2 separate regions of the Homo sapiens genome follow, and region 1 is linked to region 2. Evidence: chromatin loops called from intact Hi-C (ENCODE). Cell type or tissue: psoas muscle. All regions are shown on one strand. Each heading gives the region's core, and the rest is flanking DNA. Links, peaks and the distances in the headings are about the cores only. Region 1 overlaps PRKCE (protein kinase C epsilon). Region 2 overlaps PRKCE (protein kinase C epsilon).

The links. A loop is a pair of places that touch in the nucleus more often than their neighbours do. Peaks named below come from ENCODE experiments on the same cell type or tissue, not always from the same donor. Only the 100,000 strongest peaks of a DNase experiment are listed, where the experiment ranks them.
Region 1: a loop joins it to region 2, with 2.2 times the contacts of the local background. A loop is called at or near these places in 24 of 110 quality-filtered maps.

Annotation. Positions count from the first base shown.
Region 1 is chr2:46,008,776-46,014,162 of GRCh38, forward strand. It overlaps PRKCE (protein kinase C epsilon), which reads left to right. Exons shown (of 15, transcript NM_005400.3): 10 at 1,569-1,742. Among named protein-coding and RNA genes, the nearest start is that of EPAS1, 290 kb to the right of the region's middle. In psoas muscle, for the core only: a CTCF peak has its summit at 2,261 (motif pointing right); no DNase peak of the experiment used is centred there.
Region 2 is chr2:46,064,811-46,070,197 of GRCh38, forward strand. All of the region lies in intron 10 of PRKCE (protein kinase C epsilon), which reads left to right. Among named protein-coding and RNA genes, the nearest start is that of EPAS1, 230 kb to the right of the region's middle. RefSeq lists an enhancer at 2,504-3,703. In psoas muscle, for the core only: no CTCF peak of the experiment used is centred there; no DNase peak of the experiment used is centred there; H3K27ac peaks cover 694 bases.

The sequences.
Region 1 (5,387 bases), core at 224-5,223, 56 kb before region 2:
GACCTGAACAGGATGTGGTCTAATTTTGAGCAAGACTCCGAGATTCTAGGTTTTCATATAGTGTAGGCAGAATGGGAACTTAGATGACTTTGGAGCATTTAGGTTATCTCTTAGGAAAAATCACAGCCAAAGTTTGAGCCAGTTTTAAAGAGTCTGTAAAATACGCGGGCGACAAAAAGTCTTCAGGTTAACATCATGAATTCCCTCATTAAGTTTCTGATGGCTGCTTTTTAGCTTTGATGACTTACATTGGAATACTGTACTTAGGAGTTACTTATTTAAGAAGAGAAAGGCTTGTGACGTTTGTAGGTAAATGAGTGCAAAAATATCAAATGATAGGAACACTTTAAGAACATAGAACTGTTAATTAGCTCTCTTGAAAAGGAATCACGTTTCCAGCTTCAGAGTTATAAAAGAAACCATAAAGGCAAACAAGGACAGATTCAACTACATAAAGATACATGATTCTTTTCAATAGAATAAAATAACAGAAAATTATAAAACAGGCTTAGAAAACCTTTTACAGAAAGTAAAGGGTTAGTATCTTTATATATCACATGTGTATAAATTTGTAAGAAATTAATATGATAGCAGCATAATTAGACAAAGGAGACGTGAATAATTTACACGAAAAGAAATACAGTCAGAAAACAGTTAATTTTAAAGTTTCATTTTAAGTAAAAATAGCATCAAGGTAACATTTCACACCTATTAAGTGAGCAAAAATACTTTTTAAGTGAAACTACTCAGTATTGGTAAGTCACCATGAAACTCCAACACTTCTACATTGCTAGTGGCACATTGTATCACACATCCTTTCTGAAAATAGGAAATGTGCAAAATGCTTCACCCTTTAATCTACTTATGAGGGTTTCCATCTTACAAATGTAATCCAAGAGAAATTGTTTTAATTGTGTACAAAAATACTCAATGCAACTTATATAATACTTAATGATTAGATATAACTGAAGTGCCTAATTTGAGGGAAATGGTTAAATAAATTATATTTACTTGAATTGAGTATAAGCAACCGTGATAATAATGGAGACCATATGGAGAATGTCTGTAAGATAATGTTCAGTTAAAAATAGTTACATTATTTTACTGTACTGTAACTGTAAAAATAGTTGGTGTACTGTAATTGTAAGTATGACAAACACATATAAACATATGAATAACCATTCAACAGATGTGCATTGAACTTCTCTTTTCTATGCCTGGGCATTGTGCCAGAGATCAAAAATAAATAAATTGTAGTAACTATTAGAATGTAGTAACTGTAGAACGGTAGTAATTGTAGAATAGGAAGTTTTCTTAAACATTATGTATACATCTTGAGAGGGGGTCTTGCTATGTTGCCCATGCTGATCTGTAACTCCTGGGCTCAAATGATCCTTCTACCTCAGCCTCCCAAGTATCTTGGGTGCATGCCACCACACCAGGCTTGTTATAATATTTAAAATTAAAGAAAAAACAGAATTCGTTTTTGAAGTATTTGGTATTAGCTTACACTTCTTCTTTTTATTCCATACATGCATAGATTGATGGAGGCAATTGATTGATTGCAGGTCATGTTGGCAGAACTCAAGGGCAAAGATGAAGTATATGCTGTGAAGGTCTTAAAGAAGGACGTCATCCTTCAGGATGATGACGTGGACTGCACAATGACAGAGAAGAGGATTTTGGCTCTGGCACGGAAACACCCGTACCTTACCCAACTCTACTGCTGCTTCCAGACCAAGGTATGTTAGGAAGAAGCTGGCTGGCTGCCATGTTGGGGCATCTTGACTATCAGATAAAATACCAATTTTAGACCCTCTACATTGTTCTCTCAAAGACTTTGTAAAGTGGGATGGGTTTTACCCTTGAAAAGATCAGGATGTATTTGAACAGCATCTTCTTTTTTAGGGCACAGGATTTTCCATTCAAGGTTGTGCTTGTGAAGGGATGAGAGAGCTGTAGAATTCTTTGCAGCCAGAGTTGGACAAAGCCAAATGGCTAAACTCACTGTTTGCTCATTGGAAAAACCAACAAGTGTGGTTAGTCCTTGCTCTGCTCCTAACTTTCTATCACTAATCAAATCACTTAACTTCTAAGTTATTTTCATGTCATATGAAAAAGAGTAAAGGCCACCTTAATCTCTTCTAATCTGTGTAATGTCATCTGAAATAAAGGATGTGAACAAATGCTTAAAATTTCATAGTGAAACACAAATATAAGGCAGCATTTTTAATTTACCGCATAGGTGTCTGGGAACCAGAAGGTGGCAGTAAAGAAACAAAGATAATCCATAACTCCATGGTAGAGTCTGACTCGAGTATTATTAACTAATTTGTTACCTGTTTTTAGTAAAGAAACAGCAATGTTCTTCATGAAGCTCTAATTTTGTTATCCTTTTTGAGGGGTTGGGAGGAGTTAAAGTCTTTTAGGATCATTATGGATGTTTGTAGTATTTTGCTTCTTGAGAAGGCAAAGACAGACATCACCTGAAACTCCTAGCTGTGGCTTATGTGGAACCCAGACCCTGAGGGTGACATCATGGAGAGGTGATACCTTGCTTCTGGGTGTATTCTCATCTCCATGTCATTTTGAATGCCAGTTTTTCCACTTAAAATTCAATAGTTATTCATTGAGTCATTTGGCAAACTTTTCTTTTATTATATTTCATTATATCCTTCCCGTGTATCTGATGCCATGCCAGGTGCTGGAGATACAGTGGTGAACTAGACTAGTCCCTGACCTCATGGAGTTTACATTATCTTTGGTACACCGTTTCCCAGAGAGGATTTCTCAGAACCCCAATCACTTGAGCAGCTGTAAGAAGAAAGGACTCTGTGACCCATAGTTGGAGTCACTGCAAACGTAACCTCTCTTAGTCTCAACACACGTATGTTTATTAGCATCCTTGAGGAGACCTGCAATGAAAACAAAATTACCTTTGTTTAATCTACTTTTCCGAACTTATTTGATCCCAGGGTCCCCCATCTCTCTCTTACACACACATACACATGCACCCACACACACACAATGCCCATTCCATACTGAGGAACCCTGATCCAGTGGAATTTTTCCTATCCTTCTGATCTCTCAGGAGAATAAGAAATATCGTCTGAAAATCTGGAAATCATTCTGCTTATCTTTCAAGATGGACACATATTTCTTTGTCTACGAAACTTTCCTCAGAGACCACTATTTAATAGGAATCTATCCCTTTTTCTGCACAAGTATAAGAATTACTAACTCTTCTCATTTTTCATGTGTGTTGTGTAATGCCTAATATTTATGGGTTTGTGTGTGTACAGAATCCTGAATAATAGAGACTCAGTGATGGAGTTAACTTTCTTCTTTTTTCCACTAGAGCATAATTTTAGATTCATGAGAAATGTATCATATTTTGTATTTTCCATGGTGCCTATCACAGGGCCTCACACTTGACAGGTACCCACGGACAGAATCAAAGACTTGGAAGATTTTTTCAAAGTCACCTTATCTTTCTTTATCTCTCTCTCTTTTCCTTTCTTTTCTTTTCCTTTTTTTTTTTCTTTTCTTTCCTTTTGGTACCAGTGAGAAAATTGGGTTTCAGAGAAGTAAAACTATTTTGCTCATAGGCACTCCATCTTGGCAGAGTCAGACCTGGCATCTCATCTAGTCTCAGGGACTCCCAAGGTAGTGGGGCCTTGCTCTGATTCACATTGCTAGTTTCTTGTGCCTGATCCAGCACAGGGTCCCTTCTGTTGGAGGAACCCTCCCACTTCCCCCTGTCCCCAGCAGGTAGCCCTCCCTCTCACTATCTGAGGTGGCTTTCCAGGCAGGGAGCCACTCTGGCAAGTTTTCTTTACACCATTATCAAGAAGCCCAACATCCTAGGAGGGGTCCAGTTTAGTTGTGAGGGCTCTATGGAGCCCCTGTACGTGGTGGATCATGGGAAGCCACGTTGAAGGTCAGCTTGGTGAATGAGTGAGGGAGTGGGAATGGATGTCTTCAATGTCAGCAGTGTTCTCCTTTGTGCGTTGTAGAATAACAAGGCTAAGGATTCCTCATCATATGGCAGCTTTTGGAGCACAAAATGGTGTTGAATAACACCAGGGATTTCTTTTATGGCAGAACAGTGATCAAGCTAACATGGATGTTGTCATGGATGGCTGTAGGGTGAGGATGGGCAGAGAAGGAGCTTCCTCTGTAGTTCAGATATTTACTATCTTTTCTCAGGCCACTGTCAGGCAGCCACAGTCACAGGAGCAGCTTTGCACCAACTCTCTCATGCCACCTCAGTTTCATAGAATACTTAGCTTTATGTAACAGATGCATATTCACTGAATTTTTCTAAACTGAATCATATTTTAACCTCATAGAAGGATCTTAACTTACTTATGAAAGGAACCTGATGAAGAATCAGCTTATAAACCTTCAACTTAACTTTTTAAAAATGTGACTTTCCCTATGACAAACCAACAGTTTATCATAGTTTTAAAGAGTAGCTATTATTCACCTGACTCTGAGGTAGATGCTGGGGTTATTAACCAAAGGAAGACAGTTCTCACGTGGAAGGATTCACTGATAATAGATTGGGAGGTTATTCTAAATTCCACAAGCTAAGAGGGAGTAGCAAACAGCATTGAATAGTTATGTTCTAGATGGGAGTATTCAAACCAAGAAGACTCAGGGGAGGGGGTCTTCCCTACGATCTAGTGGAAGAAGTGCGATCAAGCCAGGCTTTGAAAGGTAGAGAGGATTTGGACAGGATTTGGGAATAGCAGCTGGGTTTGGTAGCCACAGAATTCAGTCTTGATTGAGTTTCACTTTTCCTGAAAACAAAGGACAGTTCCTCTGAGCCACCTTAAACCTGGTTTCCACTAAGACTCTGATACAACATTCAGGAACACAAAGACCCGATTGCAATCCTATTAAGATTTCTTTCATGCTTGTTTAATTATGACATACAGAACAGCAATAATATTAAGTCGAGTTTAATTATTTTTAGGTGAGCCTTTATTTTTCAATATATCGGAAAAAAATGGTCCTTTTGGAAACATTCCTTTGAGAACTTCTTCTGAGAGATTAGACATTGCTTCAGACTGCACACTACATACAAGTTGCCTGGAAAGACTCAGAAGTGTGTAAAGTGATGTCACCATATCTAATACGGTGACCAATGGCAATGGTCATATGAACCCATTGGCATCAGTCATGATGACATAGTCAGGTTCAGGTCTGGTCAGTGCAGCCCAGTGAAGGGCCAACTTACAGCTGAAGAGAGATTTGGGCTTTTCTTTACTGAGCCCGCCTACCCTTGGCTCATGTGCTCCATCCGCTCCATGGGATCTAGAAAGGCAAAAAGCAAATAAAATGGCTCCAGCTTTCCAGGGCTAGTGAGAAAAAGCAGACAG
Region 2 (5,387 bases), core at 313-5,312:
GAATTTTGCTACTTGATGCTCATCCATGGCCTGTGGAATGTATCGTCCTTTCATGTGGGTGTGGGGAGAAAAGGACTGGGGCAGTGGGAAAGGGGAGGCCCCATTGTTGCCAACACCAAGCCCAAGCTTTCTGTAGATGTGGCTCCCCATTTTCAACTAGAAGAAGAGAAATTTTTCATGTTCTAGCTTGAGAAGCCATGCTCTTAAGTTATTTGACCCTGTACATCCTCGACCCTTCAAAATATTTAAATTATTCCACACTTCAGCGCTGGCATCACAGATTATACGATAATAATTTACCAAGCTTCTTTTCTGCAAACAGGTAAAGGAGGAGGAGACATGGGTGGTAATGTAATTTCTGGATAGTTTAAACCTAAAAGCCTGCTATTAAGAGAAAAGGGGAAAATGACTGTTCAAGACCTGTATCTTGAAAGAATGCTGTTTATCTAGTATTCAGGGGCCAGGGAGTGTGTCTGTGGGTAAACTAAGCAATTCCTCCAAGAATTCTGACGGGAAACAGTTTTGGGGTTTGTCATAGTTTCTAATATTCTCTTAAAATAATCTGTTTCCCAACAAGTAAAAGCAGACGTCATTTCACGTAAAGAATTTCTCTGACTCCACCAGTAGCCCTTCCATCTTCTCATTTGTCCGGTTAAGCTTGAGTCAGAAAAAGAACACAACAATTTTGGTAAAAAATTTGTTGTTCTTCTCATCTGAATAGCCAAAAGTTATTGGTGTGTAAGGACCACAGTTCAGATAAGAGCTACTGTAACTAAATTTAGAGAAATTACTTTTCAGATCGACTTTCCTGTTCTAAAATTACATACTTCTGGTTGGTCTTTGCTTTATCTTCCTAATCAAGATCTGAGGTCACTGGAGGTCAGAAACATATGGCAAAAAGGAATTTAAATATTTTCCAATTAAAAAATTATCCTAAAATATCTTTATTATATTTCCAAGCCATAAATGATCACAGGTGCTTTGAGCCATGGTACTGATCCCAGGAAAGTGTTTGCAAACGTTTAAAAAATAGAATGGATCAGTTGATTCATGCTTTAGCTGATGGCACGGTCTCTTGGGAAGCTAACCCACTCTTGCCTCTTGCCCATGGGGCCAGGGGAACACTGCTGTTTAATTTGTCTTAAATACCTCTTCTGAGACTGTATTGGTCCCCGACCACCCATTTGCAAAGATCCAGCATCCGTCAAGACTATTTAACAGACGTTCCAAAAAGCTGGATGCTGACAGTCCAACTGTCATTTTAACCTTGGCATCTCCCATGACAGAGTGTGGAGCAGCAGGCTGTGACCTAGAGGAAAGACACAGAAGTGGTGAGGGGTTGCAGGGGCTGTAGCGTGGTGAGATGGCCCTGTACAATATCAGGTGAAGGGGAAGCATTTATAAACTTCCTTTGTTTTGATGTATCTGTTTTTCCCCCTATTTCTGCCTATACACCTACTTGAGCACTGGCTTGGCTAAAGTTACCCCCAAGAAAATGTTGAAGTAATGAGTCACCTACCTCACTTCATTTTTTTGAGACCTCACTTTCTTTCCTTCCTTTCTTTCCCTCCGAATTTATGAATGAAAATAGATAGGTAGAGGTTGAATTGGCTAAGGCTGTCTGTTGCTTTTTGATTTTCCCATCTCCAGGGGAAGAGGGCAGGGAACGATCCACTCCAATTAGGAATCCTAGACTTATATTCATTTAACAACTTTATATTATCCAGAACATTTTGTACAAATACATTGTAGAAATAAGTTATTTCTAGTGCTTGGGGCATAGTCTGTGAACTGATTTGTCTGTATATCTCGTAAATTTTCCATTTAGATGATCAGAGCAGGACAGAAGTTTCTCGCTGTGCTCTTAGGCTACAGGCAACTGTTGTCACTGGCTGACCCTTGGTTATAAGTACGTGGGAACTATGTCCTGGGCTTCACAGACAGGAGGAGAAGAGTTAGTTCTGTGGTGAGCTGTGTCTTTGGGGTGGTGGGAAGTCAACCCCAAAGAATGATTCTTATCATTGCTTCTTTTTTAACTAAGTTGGCAGAGTTTTATCTTCTCCATAGATACGTGGTAAAGGAAACTCATTTGAACCATTTGAACTGGTGGTTAATCTGAGTAATATGGAATATGTTCAAAGTGATGACATTGTATTACTTCTGTGCATGGACAGGAACTAGAACGGCTAATAAAATTGTTGTCAGGTAGAAGTTCTGAAGAGCCTGACATGATAAAAAGATAAGGATCATTTTAACCAGCACATTTGCTAAATAGGTAGTTGTTACTGCTGTGCCAAAAATTTCTTTCTATTCTTAAATTATTTAAAACATTATCTACCTTTGCATTGGCTATTAATTGGCCAAGCAATGCATTCCTTTCTACAGATAAATGTTCAGCCTGGTCCTATACAAGATATCACCATATCCTATTTGAACAAGTGCCAAATGAATGACGTGCATTATATATACTGAGTCTTCATCCATCAAAATAATTTTATTTAAACAGTTTGGATTAATAGGAAAAGAATGGTACTTAAAGTAGTGGTTCAGAGTCACAATAAACAGCCTGAGGTGACATCTGAGAGGCAGTTTTGGCGCTACCTGGAAGGCAGAGGTGACAGGAGTACCTGTTAGCCGAAGGCAGTGAGTTTTATGCTGTGGCCTGGCCTTTGCTCCCTGCAGTCTTTCTCGTCTCTTCCACATGTTTGGTGCGTATTCAGGTTTGGGCCCAGCCTACGTGGTGCAAAATGAAACACCATGTGTAATTTCAAGGGTGGACACATCTTAGAGTTCTGAGCAAAAGAAGAATGAGCACTTTATGTGTTGCAGGAACGCTGCTTGCATCTAGTAGATGCTCACAATGTATCTGCTGAACATTGAATGGCATTCATGAAATTAACGCATAAAACTTCCCGTTAGTTTAAAGCAGAGCCTGGGGGTCTACAGTGGAGGGCTTGCCCATCCTTATCAAGCTAGACAACTTGGTAATAACTACTTAGCTAACTCTCCTAACGCTACAGACCAAGAATATAACGCAAGGTAGGGGTACAGTAAAAGTCATGTGAATCTGGAATGCCGGTATTCCAGGCATTTGTTGTGGGTTTCCTGGCATTAGATTGTTCATGGGTCAGTATTGCAAGAGAATGCACATTTTTTACATCATACTCTCGTTGAAGGCAGGGTTTCCTTACTGGCTTACTGATTATATCACTCGCGAAGGGATTAGTCAGAAGGCAATGGAAACATCTTTCGTTTTCATTGTTCAGAGAGAGACTGGGGGTTTGTCTGCACTTTTACATTATCAGTGGGTAGAATCTCCCTTTGAGATTCTTAACAGAGGGTCATGAATTAGTATAAACCTTAGCTGGTCTGTATCCAGGATGAAAAAAATAATCTATTTTGGTGAGCCACTTGAGTCATAGGCTATCTAACTTACGAGCATGCCTACTCTGTTAGGTCCAGTAAAGGATTCAGAAAGAGACTTCAGGAGCTGCCCTGGGAAACAAGACAATAAAACAGTGTTGAATTAGGTTTTCTAGAGTAATGGTGCTCACCCACCTTGGTAGTTCAGACAATCATAGCAGAGCAGAACCAAAATGATATTAAATATATTAATTGATATATCTAATTAATCAGTCATTATTTATTGGTGTACCATTAGGTGCAAGGTATAATTCCTACTCATGAGGACTGAGAAAGACCAGTTGAAGAAGGGTAGAAAAATAATACCAACTTTAAAAAACTCTCTCTGATGTAACAATATAAGGCAATGGTAGAAGGTTGTCACATACAGAATAAGATCAATCATCAGATGTGTAGTTTAAGGATTGCCGTGAATTCAGAAGCAGAAGAATTCTCCAAGGGCTGTCTTCATTTGCAAAGGCATCACCAATGAGCAGGAGGATAGGAAATGCCTGGCATGTAGACGGGAGAGACTTGGAGCAGTTGCCCAAATGCCTCAGAAGTAACCAAGAGCAAGAAGTGGTTGTGATATTAAAAGAGATCAGCTCAAGTAGGGACTTGTGAGATACCAGATTGAAATTTAGATTACCACCAGACGACAGGAGCTGTGGTCCTTGTGACTCCAAGGGTGATCCCTAGACTAGCAGCATTGCATTACCTGGGAGCCTCTTAGAAATGCAGGATTTCCGGTCCCAACTTAGACCTGCAGAATCAGAATATTTGGGTGTGGAGTCCAGGAATTATGCTATAAAAACTGTCCAGTTGATTCTTCTGCATGCTCAAGTGTGGAAAGCACTGCTGCTTAGAACTGGGGCTTGGTTCCAAATGACAATGGAGATGCTTTGAAGAATCATTGAAGATGCTTTGAAGAGGAGAAGTGGCATGTCTTCTAGTGAGCAGACAGACCAGGGCATTTCAGAGACTTTCTTTTACGTGGTAGCCTCTGCTGTATTCTCACTTACCTGTTGCTCACCACCTGGAAAGTGAAATATCTCCAAATTGCCAGTCACTAACTATTGAAGTTGAAATTACATGACTGTTCTCTGAAGTGGTTTCTGAAGGCTGTCAGTAGGCCTTTTCTGGATTCTGATATGGTATGCGTCTAAAATATGTTTCTGTAAGTAAGGATTTTTTAAAGTATATACTTTGCAAAAAAAAATACTCCAATCAACAATAAGAACAACTATAGGGTACTTAGAGTTTAGAACATAAAAGTCATTCATATGTTTTCTAACCATTTAAAAAATCAGTTTCCTGTATTTTGATTCCATTCATTTATCTAGCACTTATCAGGAAATTCAGGTTTCCATGTTACACAGTTTATATGGGCCCTTATAAATCAGTATACCACTTTGATGGAAAAAATTTCCAAACTAAATCATTGCATAATCATTCATAGCAATAGCATCACTGTTATAATAAAATTAGCACAAATTTTAAAGTCTTGGTAAAAAGATTTTTGAATCTTATTTTAGTTTTTCTTGGCAACTTTGGTGTAACAGTTGGCTATAAGAAGGGCTATAAGATGTTAGGATTGCTATTCCTGCTTTAAATAGTTCCAGATTGGCAATTTTGGGGCAATTCTAGCGGTCACCTATTCCCTTATTTCCTAAGCTGGGAAGAATGGAATTTTCTTAAGGTTGAAATCCTAACCTGAATTTTACTGATAGAACCACAAAGTGGTACCTAGCCGACAGATTCACACATGGTGTTCACTTCTGCTGTTGAGTAGCACGTGGGTCCTGGTGCTAGTGTTTCTTTTCCTGCTCAGAGGACCTCTTCTCTCTTACTGATTTACAGTGACGTCCAGATGGTGGAGTTTGCTACAAAGCAGCCCACTGTATGAAAGACATGACATTGTATTCACCTGGACTCTAGGTTGACTCTAAAGAAGGCAAGGGTCCTTTGGTCACAGGGAGAACTGT